Regions from separate parts of the Homo sapiens genome. Here region 2 is linked to region 1. Evidence: chromatin loops called from intact Hi-C (ENCODE). Cell type or tissue: endothelial cell of umbilical vein. All regions are shown on one strand.

The links. Peaks named below come from ENCODE experiments on the same cell type or tissue, not always from the same donor. Only the 100,000 strongest peaks of a DNase experiment are listed, where the experiment ranks them.
Region 2: a loop joins it to region 1, with 5 times the contacts of the local background. A loop is called at or near these places in 8 of 110 quality-filtered maps.

What each region holds. Positions count from the first base shown.
Region 1 is chr20:58,070,352-58,078,351 of GRCh38, forward strand. No RefSeq gene overlaps it. Among named protein-coding and RNA genes, the nearest start is that of LINC01742, 70 kb to the left of the region's middle. In endothelial cell of umbilical vein, no CTCF peak of the experiment used is centred here; DNase peaks (open chromatin) are centred at 4,020 and 4,400; H3K27ac peaks cover 1,596 bases.
Region 2 is chr20:57,624,543-57,632,542 of GRCh38, forward strand. No RefSeq gene overlaps it. Among named protein-coding and RNA genes, the nearest start is that of ZBP1, 8.1 kb to the left of the region's middle. In endothelial cell of umbilical vein, no CTCF peak of the experiment used is centred here; DNase peaks (open chromatin) are centred at 3,619 and 3,889; H3K27ac peaks cover 1,320 bases; H3K27me3 peaks cover 140 bases.

The DNA of each region.
Region 1 (8,000 bases):
TCAGACATGCTTTTAAGCAAAGATCCCTGACTCTCCCATTAAGGAGTCCAAAGAAGGACAGATCGACGTTCTCTCTGACAGCCAGAGTCCCCTGGCAGGGAGAACGGATTTGGGAATGGGGTCACAGACAACCCACACCCCCTCCCATGGCCCAGTCTTTTTGTCTCTCATGCCACCATCCTCTCCGCTGGGGAGGGGCCAATGGCGATCAGATTCGTGGATCAATGTGATGCATCTGTCTCCTGATCTCCTGACCTGTCTGCTTGGTTTTAAGGGTTTTGTCCTTTCTTTTGCCTTTTATTGTAAAGCCTCAAACTCCTTTTGAAAAAAAAGGCAGGAGCATAAATATTACATAAGTTTAAACAAGATATAAATATGTAATTGACTGTGAAGGGCTGAGTGGAATGTTTCCCAACACGCAGGTCCTGCTGTGCCCAGGATGGAGTGGGGGACCAGCCCTTTCACCGGGGCCTGTCCACTCCAAGAGGGGATGGAAACGGAAGCGTGCAGGCTGAGCTGGACCGTGAGCATCACAAGCAGAGCTGTGTGCTTCTGTGCACCACTGCGAGCCCAGCACTGCACAGCGGAGCTCACCAAACACTGAATGAATGAATGAATGAATGAATGAATGAATGAATGAATGAATGAATGCATGCATGAATGAACTGCTTCATCCTTCTGCATGTTCTCCATTCAGATAGGGTTTCCAGAGAGCAGCTAGAGATTGGGAAACTGGAGATGTCATGCGCTGAAGCCTATTTAATCAGGTCTTCTATGTCCTGGAGGTGCTCGGGGGTGGAAAAGGGACAACTTCCAAGGGAAACAGCGTTGGGAACGTGCCCACCATGGAACAAAAGCTTCCTGCACCCCCTGAGGAATCAGCACCCTGCCTGGTGCCCTGTGCATTTCCTGCGCTGTTTTCTCCACACTTCCACTGCCACCAGCCTGGCTTGGGCCATCATTACTCCAGCCTCTCCCCCTGCACTCCACTGTCCCTTCTCCAGTTCACAGCCAGAATGATGCTTTTAACATGGGAATCTGAGCCTGTTGCCACACAGCCCAAGAACCCTTCCCTTCTGAGCCTGCAAGCCTGCATGACCTGGCCCAGCCCCAAGAATCTCATTGCTCCCTTTTCCTCCCTCTTGCTCCCCCAACAAAAACCCTTCTCAGGACCCTTGCCCTTGAGGTGCCTTTGCCTGGATGGCTCTTCTCCAAAACAGTCTCCCAGCTCCTCTCTCCCTCACTTTCTTCCAACCCTGCTCAAATGCCACCTCCTCTAAGCAGTCCTCCCTGACTGCTCAGGCAAAACACCACCACCACCACCACCACCACCAGACTCACAACTCTCCACCCCCTTACCTGGTCTTACCTTTCTTTATAGCACCTTTCTCTGCCTGACAGCCATCGCACTGTGCGTAGATTCATTTATTCACTTCTTGTTCACCTCTCTTATTTAAAAGAGAGCATTGTGAGAACAGGGACCATGTCCATCTAGCTCACCACTAAACCCCAGTGTCCAACACATAGGAACATGGCAATCAATATTTGTTGACTAAATTAACTCCCATCTAAGAGATGAAGTGACCGGGACTTGGAGAGGTGAAAAACACCTTCGGAAGATGAGCGTAGACCCTGGCTCTTCCCCTTACCTGCGGGGGTCAGATTCTTTCCCAAGTCAAGACAATGGTGACTGCCATGCAGACTCTGAGACCCTGACCCAGGCAATGCTCAGAGAATGACTTCGCACAGGTTTATTATGTTTGGCAAGAGATAATTAACCGTGTCCCTTGTATCAACAGCCTTGGATAAAGAGTGGCCCCAGCTCTGCAAGCACCCAGGCAGTTTTGCAAACCAGATTATTACTTCATATAAATATTTAATGAGGCTTGCCCTCTAGGTCTCCCTTCCTGGTCCATGATCATTAAATATAATCTTGCAGCCAAAATTCAAACTCAGCTGTCTTGGGTGGGAGGAGGGAGAGTTCAAACCTACTGAAGACCCTGGTTAACTTTAAACTCAATAGCAGATGAAGGGGAAAACAGCACAGAAGGGGGGAAAAGGGAGGTAGGGAGGGAAGAAGAGAGGCATGACAGGCCAATATTTCTAAAAAGCCCCATTGGACACTGTAGTGTAGCAAATGGTGTCCCCCAAAATTCGTGTCTACTGGAACCTCAGAATGTGATGTCGTCTGGAAATCGGGTCTTTTCAGATGTCATTAGTTAAAATGAGGTCATACAGGATTAGGGTAGATCCTAAATCCAATGACTGATGTCCTTATTGAAAAAAAAAAAAAAAAAAAAGGAGAGAAGCCAGAAGGCCACGTAGAGACAGCAGTGTTGCAGCCACAAGCCAAGGGCCACCTGGAACCACCAGATGCTGGAAGAGACAAGGAAAGACCCTTCCCTAGCTCTTCTGGAGGGGGCACGGCTCTGTGTATACCTTGATTTTGAACCTCTGGCCTCCAGAACTCTGAGATAATATATTCCTGCTGTTCTAAACCAGCCAGTTTGCAGTAATTTGTCACAGCAGCCCCCAGGAGATTCATACAGGCTCTCTGGAATTTTCTCCAGGGCACTCCCCACCCCCAGAGCCTCTCCACCAGAGCTAAGTGAGGGCCAGGAATGGGAGCATGTGGTGGTTTTTGAGCAGGAGGCCCAGGCTCTGTGGCTGTGCCCTGAGCTGCCTCAGTCTCCCCAGCCACCCCTCGGCTAGCTTGGCCCTCCAGAGCCAGCTGACCCTCTGGGGGCTCTCAGGGCCCTGGCTCCATGTCACCTCTTTGCTTTCCCTTCCTCTCAAAGTCCTCTTCTTGAAATACCAACACGTGAGCTTCCAATGATGCTTCTTGGGCTGGAATCAGGCCGCACTGCAGGTACACTGAGGGCCCACCATGTGGGGTCAAGAGTCAAATTCAGGGAGACCCTGTACACAGCAGGGCCATCCGTATCTCTGACTGCCCCCTGCAACTCCCCGTGTTCCTTCTCACTTCTCACCCCCGCGATGAGAGGCCTCATCCAGGACAGCCTGAGCAGCCCAGCACCCAGCAGGGAGGTTGGCTGCAGGCAGGGGTGAGGGCCTGGGTCCGCACTGTGCTGCCCACATCTACTGTGCCCAGGAGCACCCCAGGCCCCCGCCCAGGTGCAGGCTTTGTCGCAGGAGGCATGTGGGGCCTGAGGTCCTGCGTTGCAGGCAAGCTCTCTAGTGACGTAAGACATGCTTGGCAGGACAGCTCGGGAGAGGCCTCTCTGTGCCTTCATCCCTGGCCAGCTGGTCTTCCTGAAGGGACCACATGCTCCAAGGGCGGTGGTGAATAAATATACCCTAAAAGGTCGAGAGACAACCTCCACGTGCACAGGCTTTAACTTGGATTTACTCAAATAGGGAAGCCTGTTTCTTCTCTAGCAAAGGACAGAGCCACAGTGCAAACAGCCTAAAAGATAAATGAGCATGGACACTCTCAACAGCAAGAAGAGGACAGGCAGGTGGGGGAGAGGGAGAGCAGCAGTGCGTCTGGTGGACCTGCATGACTCCAACCAGTATCACCAAAAGCACTTCCAGACTAATCCATAGGTGAGCAAATCTGAAGAATCTATCATCTATCTCCCCAAAAGAGAGAAAAACTAACATTAGTTGGGCACATACTATAAGCTGTCATCCTCCATTGACTCATTTCATACCTACGAGCACCCTCTGAGATGCATGCTTGAATCTCCATCGTACAGACTGGGAGATGGAAGTTCAGAGAGGTTAAGTGACTTGCCCAAGGTCACAGAGCCCACAAGTGGCAGGATTGACAGTTCTGTTTCTTTCTTTCTATTACATCACAGGTTTTGAGAGCCGACCAGCTTCCAGGGATCATCTCCCACCTGGAATGAAGTTAAGAGAACAGGCAGGAAAGGGAAGACAGGGTGAACTGGCCAAGAAATCCCTAATTGTGTAAATTACCAGACAAAGCTCTTCAGCCCCTTCCTCATGACTCAGACATGGAGACAAAGGACAAATGAAAGGGAGGAAATGTCTTTGCCTCCCTGGAAAGGAAGGAGACCCACCAAGCAGAAAGAGAGGGAGGAGGGAAGGGACAGCTCAGTGGAGCTGCAGTGACCAAGCGGAGTACAGCGGGGAGAAATCCGGAGACATTTCCCAGTCTTGCCAGAAATTCCCAATCCCATGCATTTTCTCCTGCAGGGGAGGAAAGGGGGTCACTGCTTCCCCTTCCCGTACTCTGCAAGGTTTAGGTCCAATTGGGTCTCACAGAACTTGATGGCAGGGGGAGTGGTGGGGAGCAGTCACGGCACCCCTGCAGAGAAACAGCTTGGGAAACTATGCCAAACTCTGACCTTGGGGGTAAGCCCCGCCTGTGTGACTCAGTTCTCTCATCCTTTTTGGAGTAGCCTGGTGGAGAGCCAGACCAAGGCTGACCACGCTCCAGGCTCTGGACTCAGAACTGGGGCTGACATAGCCAGCACTTCCTGCCTGTGTGGCCTTGAGAACTCAGCTCAGTCCCTCCATGCCTTGGTCTCCCCATTGTTGGGAGGAGGTGGCAACACCCTTGCCTGATCGTAGCACTGTGAACCTCGAGCCTGAGGCTTCTTTGAGCCCTGAGCATCCAGTACTCGGCAAGGACTTCCGTTGGTGGCATTCTTACTTCCTCCCCGTCGCTTTAGAGGGAACTCATTCATCCCCAGCTGAAGTGTAAAAACCGACTTTGCCCAAACCTAAAGAAGTGAAAGTGGACAAACAAGGAGTGGCCCCCAAAGGGACCTTCCCTTCCAGATAGGAGCTTCCATTCAAGACACTGTCCACTCCCCACTGCTGGAGAACCCCAGCCCGGGGGTGCCCAGGGCCCCCTTAAACAAGAATTATCCTCCAGAGGCGTAATGCTCGACAAATAAATGGCTCAAACACTTCCTATTTTACCCCAAAAGACAGTTACCACCAGAATAGACCCAAACTGTGAGCTCCAGAAGAACAGAAAATGTGCCCATCGTTCCCTCTGTGAATTGCCAGCAGCTATTAGCACAAGCGTCTGGCGCCTGGGATGCCCTTGGTAGGAGGGGCTTGAATTTAGGAAAAAGTGAATGTTAGGGCTCAGCTCAGGAAGTCCCAGGAGATCATAAAAAGCAGATGATCATGCTCTCTCCGGGAGGCGGAGCTTGCAGTGAGCCGAGATCGCGCCACTGCACTCCAGCCTGGGCAACGGAGCGAGACTCCATCTCACAAAAAAAAAAAAAAAAAAAAAAAAAGAGGGGGGTATTCCCAAATGCTCCAGCCCTGATCGTTCCTGACAGCTATGGAAGGAGCACAGACCAGCCAGGGCCAGAACCTTGGTTTCCAAGGGCAAACCCTCCTCATTAATTCCATCCCTTCAATGGAACTGCACTTTATCTCCTCCTGCAGAAAGGAATCCATCTCGATGTCAATCAGCGTGGCGCTCGCTTCCGACGGACTCACAGCGCAGCTGAGAAAGCTGGTCCGATGCTCCGTTAATGCGGCACTTTAATAACAATATCACTCAGATCTCAAACTGCTTAATTAGATTTCACTCATTGTCATCACTCGCCTCATTTGAACTGCTCGTTTATAATTTATGGTCTTTATGCATTTGGTTGTTCATTTGTAAAATGGGAGAAAACAATCACAGGGCAAAAAGCAAAGCTTAAGAAATGGATTTGACTTTTCCCAAGGGCTGGTGTGCTGCAGGGCTGAGCAGCAAGGTCAAAGGAGGAGGATGCTGGATGTGTGGTTGTTTACTGTTCCTGCCTGCTCAGTGTCCTTCGTCCCTTCTCCTGGTAAGAGCTCCTGGGGTTTCCCCCAGATAAGGATCCTCCCCAGCTCCAGGCCTTTGTGGTTGGTTGAGCCATTCTTCCACCTTCAGAAGGCATCTGCCAGCAGCAGCCTCCACCATCAGCTTGTTCTGACTCCAGTGGACTCAGTGATTGTTTCAAAAATAGGCACCTGACCCAAAGCAGTCCAATGACAGTGAGCCCTAAACATTTGCTGTAATTACAAACCTGCATGACTCCAAACAGCAGGTGAAGGGGAAAACAGCAGAGAAAGGAAGAAGGTCCCTCCTTCCCTTGGAACTTCCAAGGGGTCCGAGGGAAAGTCATTCCCTTGGGAATGATCCAGTTGGACGTAAACCTTGCAGAGTGCGGTGAGGGGGAGCAGTGACTCCCTTTCCTCCCCTACAGCTGGGGAAGAGTCCTGCCTCTTGCTGGTGGAATTTCAGTCTGTACAGTGTGGGGGCCAGCCTCCCTCCCACAGCTGGGTGGGGTGAGCTGGCTGAGAACCAGCTTGAGGAAGCAGAACAAGGGAATTCCTGGCGACATTTCTGAGCACCTGGACTTAGTTATGCCTGAATCCAGGGGTGCTGGATACTTAAATTTTGTGAGTCAACATGTTCCCTTGTTTCTTTCAGCCTATTTGAGCTGAATTTCTTTCACCAGCAATGGAAAGACATTCAACTGACAAGATGTGATGTCAGAGATCACCTTCATGAGAAACACCATAGTCACTGATTCTTCTACAAACCCAATTTGCGATGCATTTCTAAACATTAAAACCGTGAATAGTGCTAGAGTGATATCAAAGATGCCATTTTGAATTCATAGAGAAGAGTGGGGTTTCCTCTGGCCACCTTACCCCACATTTCAACATCACCCCAGCCCCACCATGACATAACACATTCCCTTGCCCTACTTTTTTTTTCTCCTTGGTTTTTATGCTCGAACATACTAAATATCTTACTCATTTGTTTTTTGTATGATCTGTCTCTCTCCACTACAAAATCAGCTCCCTGAGGACAGGAGTTTTTCTATGTTTTGTTCACTGATATGTCCCCATGTCAGTGGAACTGAGACATAGTAGTCCTTCAGTGGACATTTGTTGTCTGATTGAGTAAATCAAGCTGTTGTAGGAACTACATTCAGCCACTAGTAAGAGATGGAAGGCAAGCAATGTGGGAGTTTCTTTCTCTTATACGTCAATCTGGAGGGTTCGGAGCTGGTGTGGAGACGCATGGTGTTCTCTGGAACCCAAGTGCCTTCTGTCCTGCTGTCGCCCTGTCCTCAGCACACAGATTCCCTCCTCAAGGTCTTCTCATGGTCCAAGATGGCTGCTGTTGCTCCAGCCACATCATCCGCATTCCATGCAAGAAAAGGGGATAAAGAGACCCTCTCAAATGCTTTCCCTGAAGAGAAAACAACTGCTACCTTCGCTTCATTGGCCACCCCAGCTGCAAAAGAGGCTGGGAAATGACATCTTTTAGATAGGCACATTGCCATCCCAATAAGATCAATGTTCTACTACTAAAGCAGAAGGATGGAGATGGAACTTGGAAAGCAACTAGAAATCTTTGTTGGGGGCAAAAAGAAGCCATGTAAATGAGAAAATGATAGTACTATAGAGAAGAAAACTACACAGCCATTAACAATCAGGTTTTTAGAAAACTCTGACTAATGCTAGAGAATACCTATGATACAATGTCACATGAAAAAGGTGGACTCTAAAACTACGGAAGACCTCTATTTTTGTAAACACACTTCCCAACCACACACACACACACACCAAAGACTTGAAAGAAATATACCACCACATTCATAGCATTTTCCTCTAATTAGGCAGTTACAGGTGGCTTTTATTTTCCTTTTATGCTTTTTTTCCCAGAGGTTTTCGACAAATATATGTTGCTTAAAAAAAATTTTTTTTGAGGAGTCTCGCTCTGTAGCCCAGGCTGGAGTGCAGTGGCATGATCTCAGCTCTCTGCAATCTCTGCCTCCCGGGTTCAAGCGATTCTCCTGCCTCAGCCTCCCAAGTATCTGGGATTACAGGTGCCCGCCACCACACCTGGCTAGTTTTTGTATTTTTAGTAGAGACTGGGTTTTACCATGTTGGCCAGGCTGGTCTCGAACTCCTGACCTCTGGTGATCCACTTGCCTCAGCCTCCCAAATTGCTGGGATTATAGGCATGAGCCACCACACCTGGTCGCTTAAAATTTTAAGTA
Region 2 (8,000 bases), 450 kb before region 1:
CATTGTGTTGACAAAACCCAAGTCTCCCTTCTACCAGGCAGCCTGGATTTTATTTTCAGATTTCCTCTGTGAATTCATGCAGGGGGAGGAGGTGGAAAGGTACTGAATGTGAATAATAACATGTCTTTGGTCAGGGACAAGGGTCAGAGAACCAGGGGTGGCTGAAGAGGGGAATGGAGATTGCCCAAGGTCACAAAGTCATCCTCCTGGGGTGGAATGAAGACTGAGTAAAACTGGTGTGTCCAGGAAAGCAGGTTTTCATTGCAGTCCCTAGAGGAGTCTGCCCTGGCCCTGTTCTCTGCTCTTCCAGGCAGAGCTGTTGATGGGGCCTCCATTGTTTATCTGTATCCATTGGAGTTGAAGAGACCTGGGGTTCTGGTCTTGGCACCCAGCTTTTTAACTCTGTGCCTTGAGCAAGTTACTGCTCTGTCTGAGGCTCAGTTTATGTCTTTGTAAAGGGGGTCATAGAAGTACTTACCTTGTGGGATTGTTGCACAGGTTAAATGGGATTGTGTACCTGTAGGTCCTAGTAGAGCACTGGGCACATAGTATGTGCTCAATAAACAGGAGCTAGTCATGTTATCACCATGTGATGCTCAGCTGTCCCTCTCTCTGGTAATAAAGCAATCCTATTCACTCACCTGATCATTTGCCAAATACTTTCTCATGCCTTCCTTTTATCGGGCCACATGCTGGGCCCTGCAGGGCATGGGAGAAACGTCTCTGTCTTCGTCTGTTTTCTGCTGCTATAACAGAACATCACAGCCTAGGTAATTTATAAACAATAGGATTTTATTTGGCTCATGCTTCTGGAGGCTGGGAAGTCCAAGAGCATGACACCAGCCTCTGGCAAGGGACTTCATGATGTATTATCTCATGGTGGAAGGCAGAAGGGCATACAAGCATATGAGACAGAGAGGAAAGGAGCTGAACTCCCAAGATAACCAAACTACAATGGCAAAAAATAGCATTTGTCCATTCATGAGGGCAGAGCCCTCCTGACCTAATCACTTCTTAAAGGTCTTACCTTTTTAATACCATCACAATGGCAATTAAATTTCCACATGAGTTTTGCAAGGGACATTCTAACAATAGCAGTTCCATTTGCTGATTCCTGCCTCCATTTCCCACTCTGGCTGCAGAAGAGGCCACACTGCCTGGTCCTGGGATGAATGGGGTGACTCAGACCAAGTCCTAGGGCCCCAGCACTGACTGGTAAAGGCGACCTGAGCGGGGGGCAACAGCACCTGCTCTCAAGTGCGTAAGAGGTCAGGGAAGTGGGCATGGACAGGGCATGGACAGTCCTGGTAGAAAACTGAGATTTTTACCCAGGAGGTAAGGGAAGGGCCAGGGGAAGATTTTCATCGAAGGCAAGTGGAAGATTTGGAAAGGTGGCCCTGGTTGCTGGGAGAACAGGTGACAGGAAGTGGGCAAGGGGAGAGGGAAGGAGGCCACTTCATATTTAACTTTTATTATAATCAAAAGATTTTAAAAATCATTTTGCTTCCAAAATTATTTGCCTACAAAAAATTCACTGAATTACAATTGGCCACAATTTATCAAGCATTATTCTTGGGAATTCTTGCAAAATGAGGAAAATTTCACCACCTATAAATTCTTTTCAAAAATAATGCAGTGTCATGAAATTTTTATGAGAACTAAATGGAACAATTAATGAACTCGCCATGATGTTAGTTTTCTAGATGTTTAATTAAACATTTATTGATTTTAATTTTGCAGTGGGTTTTTTTTTCTTCCATATTTTTGGGCACAAACATTTTCAGAGGCTCTTGAAACGTCTGTCAGCCTGATGTTCTAAGACTTTCACACCTGAAAGGTAAGATCGGGAAATGGAGGGACACACATCCAAGGGACAGGGCCCTGGCCTCCCAGAATAGTGGACAGGGTGTGAATTGATGGTGGCATTGGGTGTTGCTGAGTGCGGGACAGAAGACAGGGCAAGGGGAGATGCGTTTACATGTTAATGTGTAACTTCTTTTCATTTAAAATGGGTATCCTCCTTTGAAATTTGACCCAAAGACTTGGTAACCCAACAGCAACTTACATTTATTTGGAGCTTATTGTGTACTCAATTTCCAGTGCCTTACACTATTTCATTGACTTCTTATAGCAATGCTATACGGTAGGTAATTAAGATTAAATCTGCATTTCACAGACAAGGAAACTGAGACATGGAGAAATTACCAAGTTGACTGGCCAAGATCATAGAGCTAGTGAGCATTAAAGATGGGATTGCTATGAGACCCTAGAATCCAAGCTCTTAGCAATTCTAATATTGCCAGGAACAAATCTGTTGTTATAATTCTGCAAAGATAAGAAGAAATGCTTTCTACGTCAGACAACTCTGCTATCTAGCATGGCTTTTGAGGCCTGTCAGAAAAAGTAAGTTGCAATGTCATTGCTTCCTAAGGTTTCTTTGACTGAATGTGCCCAAGGGAACAGGACATTGTGCCAAGTACTCAGGGGCACAGAAAGCTGACTAGCTAGAAGAAGAGAGTCTAATATTTAAGATTTTTTCCTCATTATGATTTTTAAAATATTGACTACATGTTGAAACGATATTTGATATATTGGGTTAAAAAATCATTAAGATTTTTAAAAATAGAACAAGGTGACTATATGTGCACACTGATCTCATATACGCAGCCCCAGACACACACATAGCCTCTCTGTGCTTTCTCCTCCCTGAGCCCTTCTCCTCCAAGGTTCTCTGACTTTCTCACTTTACTGACCACTGCTTTCTAGTTTGTCTGAGGCTGAGCACTCCCAGAAGCACACTCCAAAGGAGAGCTTTGAGTGCAAGTTGGTTATCTGAGAGGTGGTCTCAGGAAATTCTGGGAGGTGGGTGTGGAGGTGAGCCCAGGAAGGATGGAGAGCAGTCAAGGATGTGCCATCTGCTGATGACTTCTGCGGGCAGCTGGAGCTCAATCCTGCTGGACAATGCTGGGAGAGCACGTGCCTCAGGGTGATCTACCCATAGGACAAGGGAACTGGGGTATTGATCCACCCACTCCCATCATCACTCAGTGAGGTTGCCCCTGGCAGGGGGTGTTAATTCCCTGGCACTCTTGGCCTGCTACATGGGGGCCAGAAGAAACTCCAGGCAAGGCACAGATGCCTTCAGCTGGAAGCTGGACCCATGTGGACAGAAATGCAAAGGGCCAAGTGGGTGTGGGTGGGATACCAACCACACCTGCGACAGATTTCTGCGTAAGTTATTCCTTACGGCTGCTGAGGCCTGGAGTGGTTAAGTAGCATGCAGGGGTTGAATAGCTGGAAAGGGGCAGTGGAGAGGATTTGAATTCAGATTGTATGACCACAGAGCTGGAGGCCCTGACCTCAGGCTTTGCAGATTCCTCTGCCTTTGTCGACTCTTATGAAGGGCAGGCAGGACTCTAACTCTATGAATTTAAAAAATTCATTTTTAAACTCACTCACTCACTCAATCAAGTTAGAAGCTTTTAAAGACAAATTTAATAAGTTTGAACTCAGTAAAAGCCTTTTAATAAGTTGAACGTCATGATTTCAGCCCTCTGCTCACAGAACTATTAGGCAAGATGGTGAGGGGGAGGGGGCAGGAAGGGAAGTGGGGGGTGAGGGTGAGAAGGGGAAGTTAGAGGAAGTGAGCTAACACACACAAACAGACACACAGATGGATCTTTCTTTTTAAAATTTATTTGCACATTTAAATCCATGGTTTGTTTCAAATTGTTTGATTGTGAAGCTTTTATAATATTTTGTTTTATTTTTAGAAACAGTTCTTTTACTTCAGAACAACTGTACAAAGTGCTAAAGAAAATGCATTGCTGACTTGGCACGGGTTTGCTGTGTGTTCTGTCTCCTCGCTGGCTCACACATGCTTCCTCACACTGAACGTTCCGTCTAGGCCTGCGACTGAGACAGGAAGCCAGACACACATGCTGAACTAATTTCAACAAATATCAACTTAAAACTAACCTGAAGTCGTTGGAAATGGACGGACTGGTTCAGACACGGCTGCCTTCCCCAGCTTCATGCACAGGAAACTGCACTGTCTACACAATGCAAGAGTGTTGCTGAGAGATGACAGCGTGCTGGCAGTCCTCACAGCCCTCGCTGCTCTCTGCGCCTCCTCTGCCTGCGCTCCCACTTTGGCGGCACTTGTGGAGCCCTTCAGCCCACCGCTGCACTGTGGGAGCCCCTTTCTGGGCTGGCCAAGGCCGGAGCCGGCTCCCTCAGCTTGCAGGGAGGTGTGGAGGGAGAGGTGCGAGTGGGAACCGGGGCTGCGAGCAAGAGCCAGCTGGAGTTCCGGGTGGGCGTGGGCTTGGCGGGCCCCGCACTCGGAGCAGCCGGCCGGCCCTGCTGGCCCTGGGCAATGAGGGACTTAGCACCCGGGCCAGTGGCTGCGGAGGGTGTACTGGGTCCCCCAGCAGTGCCAGCCCACCAGCGCTGCGCTCGATTTCTCGCCTTAGCTGCCTTCCCGCGGGGCAGGCCTGGGGACTGCAGCCCGCCATGCCTGAGCCTTCCCCTGCCTCCATGGGTTCCTGTGCAGCCCAAGCCTCCCTGCCGAGCGCCGCCCCCTGCTCCATGGCACCCAGTCCCATTGACCACCCAAGGGCTGAGGAGTGCGAGCACATGGCACAGGGCTGGCAAGCAGCTCCACCTGCAGCCCCGGGGCAGGATCCACTGGGTGAAGCCAGCTGGGCTCCTAAGTCTGGTGGGGAAGTGGAGAACCTTTATGACTAGCTTAGGGTTTGTAAATACACCAATCAGCACTCTGTATCTAGCTCAAGGTTTGTAAATACACCAATCAGCACCCTGTGTCTAGCTCAGGGTTTGTGAATGCACCAATGGACACTCTGTATCTAGCTACTCTGGTGGGACCTTGGAGAACCTTTATGTCTAGCTCAGGGCTTGTAAATACACCAATGAGCACCCTGTGTCTAGCTCAGGGTTTGTGAATGCACCAATGGACACTCTGTATCTGGCTACTCTGGTGGGGCCTTGGAGAACCTTTATGTCTTGCTCAGGGATTGTAAACGCACCAATCAGCACCCTGTCAAAACAGACCACTCGCTCTACCAATCAGCAGGATGTGGGTGGGGCCAGATAAGAGAATAAAAGCAGGCTGCCCCAGCCAGCAGTGGCAACCCGCTGGGGTTCCTTTCCACCGTGTGGAAGCTTTGTTCTTTCACTCTTTGCAATAAATCTTGCTACTGCACACTCTTTGGGTCCACACTGCTTTTATAAGCTGTAACACTCACCGCGAAGGTCTGCAGCTTCACTCCTGAAGCCAGCGAGCCCACGAGCCCATGGGGAGGAACAAACAACTCCAGATGCGCCACCTTAAGAGCTGTAACACTCACCGCGAAGGTCTAAAGCTTCACTCCTGAGCCAGCGAGACTACGATCCCACCAGAAGGAAGAAACCCCAAACACATCCGAACATCAGAAGGAACAAACTCCAGACGCACCACCTTAAGAGCTGTAACGCTCACCGTGAGGGTCCGCGGCTTCATTCTTGAAGTCAGTGAGACCAAGAACCCACCAATTCCGGACACATTGCCATAGCTAGAAAAGTCTTCCTGTTTTTCATGATTAATCCATTTACTTGTCAAGTGTAGTGAAATCTGTTCTTGCTAGCTGCCCAGCACCCAACCCCTTATTCTGGTAAAATCCCCTCAATTTTCCTTTGAAAACCTCCTCACCCCTTCTCAACCCATGTGGCGCTGACTCCCTCTCCAAGGTTCAGGGCAGGGCGTGGGACTCAAGCTTGGCCAATTAGAGCCTTCCATTTTTATGGCTGCAGTGACTGGTCCAGAGATGGGCATGTGACCTAAGCCAAGCCAATGAGCTTCAATTCTGAGACTTCTGCAGGAAGGACTGGGGACTAATTTCTTCGGAGTGGATTTAGAAGTGTAAGGAAATGAGCCTAGATAAAAGATAGTGCCAGGAAAGGAGAATTTGAACAGAAATCAGTAGAGAGAACAGCAATTTGATGGTGGAGACAAACTCCCCCTAACACCACCGTGAGCATGTCTAGATCCAGTAGTGTATAATTTAGCCCAGCTCTAGACTCTGGCTTTTCAATTATATGCGCCAACAATGTCCTTTTCTGCTAATAGGTCTCATTTAGGTGTAGGTCACTTACTATAGAAAGATTTACCTGATACATAAACTTATTTTAATTTTGTTTTAACAGAAAACCAAAATGTTGAATCAACTGGTTCAAGATCACTGGGTGAAGGTCTAGGGATGAAAAGCATTTTTGAGAGAGTGTAGTCAGTCCAGAGAATGCCTGTGTCCCAACCTTGCCATGTGGTCTCTGCTTGTTCATCATCAGTGATGGGCCACTCGCTGTGTGTGTAGCAGTGCTAATAATCAGAGTTCCTTTCTTTTATCCTAGAGATAATATTACATTGTTCAAAGATGTACGCATGAGATGTTCATCACAGGATTGGTTACAAAGGTGAAGGAGGCACAGACAGCCTAGATATCCAAACAAAAGGGATCAGGTCAATGAATTAGGAAGTCTGTACAGTGAAATGCTCTGAAGCTATGAAAAATGGGATCTAGAATTGTATTTATTGATATGGAAAAGTGTTCACAGTATATTGGAAAAAATGTTTATAAATTGTATGATTCCATTTTAAAATGTCTGTGATTATCCATAACCCAGAAAAATACTGAGAGTATGGAGTATGTCTCCGAGATACATAGGTGATGTGTATTCTAGATTTTCTTTCTTTCTATAATAAAAATGGATTACCTGTGTTTCTTAGTCAGCTTGGACTGTCATAACAAAATACCATGGCCGGAGTGGTTTCAACAATAGAAGTTTCTTTTCTCACAGTTCTGGAGGCTAGAAATTCAGGAGCAGGGAGTCACCATGGTCAGGTTCCGGTGAGAGCTCTCTTCCTGGCTTGCAAATGGCTGCCTTCTCATTGTGTCATTGAGAGAGAGAGAGAGAGAGAGAGAGAGAGAGAGACCAACTAAGCTCTCTGGTGTCTTTTCTCAGGGCACTGATCTCAGGGCACATGATGGCCACATCCTTATAATCATATCTAAACCTAATCACCTTCCAAAGGCCTTATGTCCAGCTACCATCCCACTGGCGCTAGGGCATCTACTTACCAATTTGGAGAGTACACAACTCAGTCCATAGCACTGTGTAATAAAAATAATAGCAAAAATCAATTATTTACATTGCATGGGACTTTGCAATGCAATGAACAATATCAGCATAGTCACAATGTAAACGCCATTTACTGAGTTTCAGATTTAGAAACATCTCACGGATAAAGCACAGATGATTTCATTATGCCGCAGGGCAGAGTCCAGATGTCATTGGTGTTGAAGAGTTGGACATAACAATGAAGAGGCCAGAGGAGGCAGTGAGCTGGAGGCCAGGGTGGGATTCCGGATTCTGCACTGGCACCATGGGGAGTGTAGAGCCGCATTCCCTTATATGGAACAAGAAATAGAGTCTAGATGAGGCAGGGAAGTGAAATTTTTCCCCTGAAGTTTTGGAAAATTGAGACTATAAAACAAACTGAGAGTAGACAGATTAACTGGAAAAAAGGAATACAAATGTGTTAGGTGCACTGTGTGCACAGGAGTCGTACAAAATATGAAAACTCAAAGAAATGTCCAGATGGCTGATGCTTTTATAGCATCGTGAGCTTACAGAAAGAATAGTTTGGCGCATGGAACACGTTATGGTGGCAATGCAGGTTATGAGAAGGAGAGAAGGGGAGGAAATGCATGGAGCAAAGACAATCTTGTTTTGCAGATGAAACTTCACCTCAGAAAGAATAGATGGTAGCCGGTAGGAATGTTTCTCTGTCAGAACTTTAAAGGTGTCAAACTCTCAGTTAATTTTTTTTTAGATCTGGACAAGATGGGCTTAGACAGAGCCTGTTCACATCTGTTGTTTACTTCACTGTATTTCCTCCGCAGATGCAGATCTCCCCTACAAGAGACATCTTTGCAGGGCTAGCC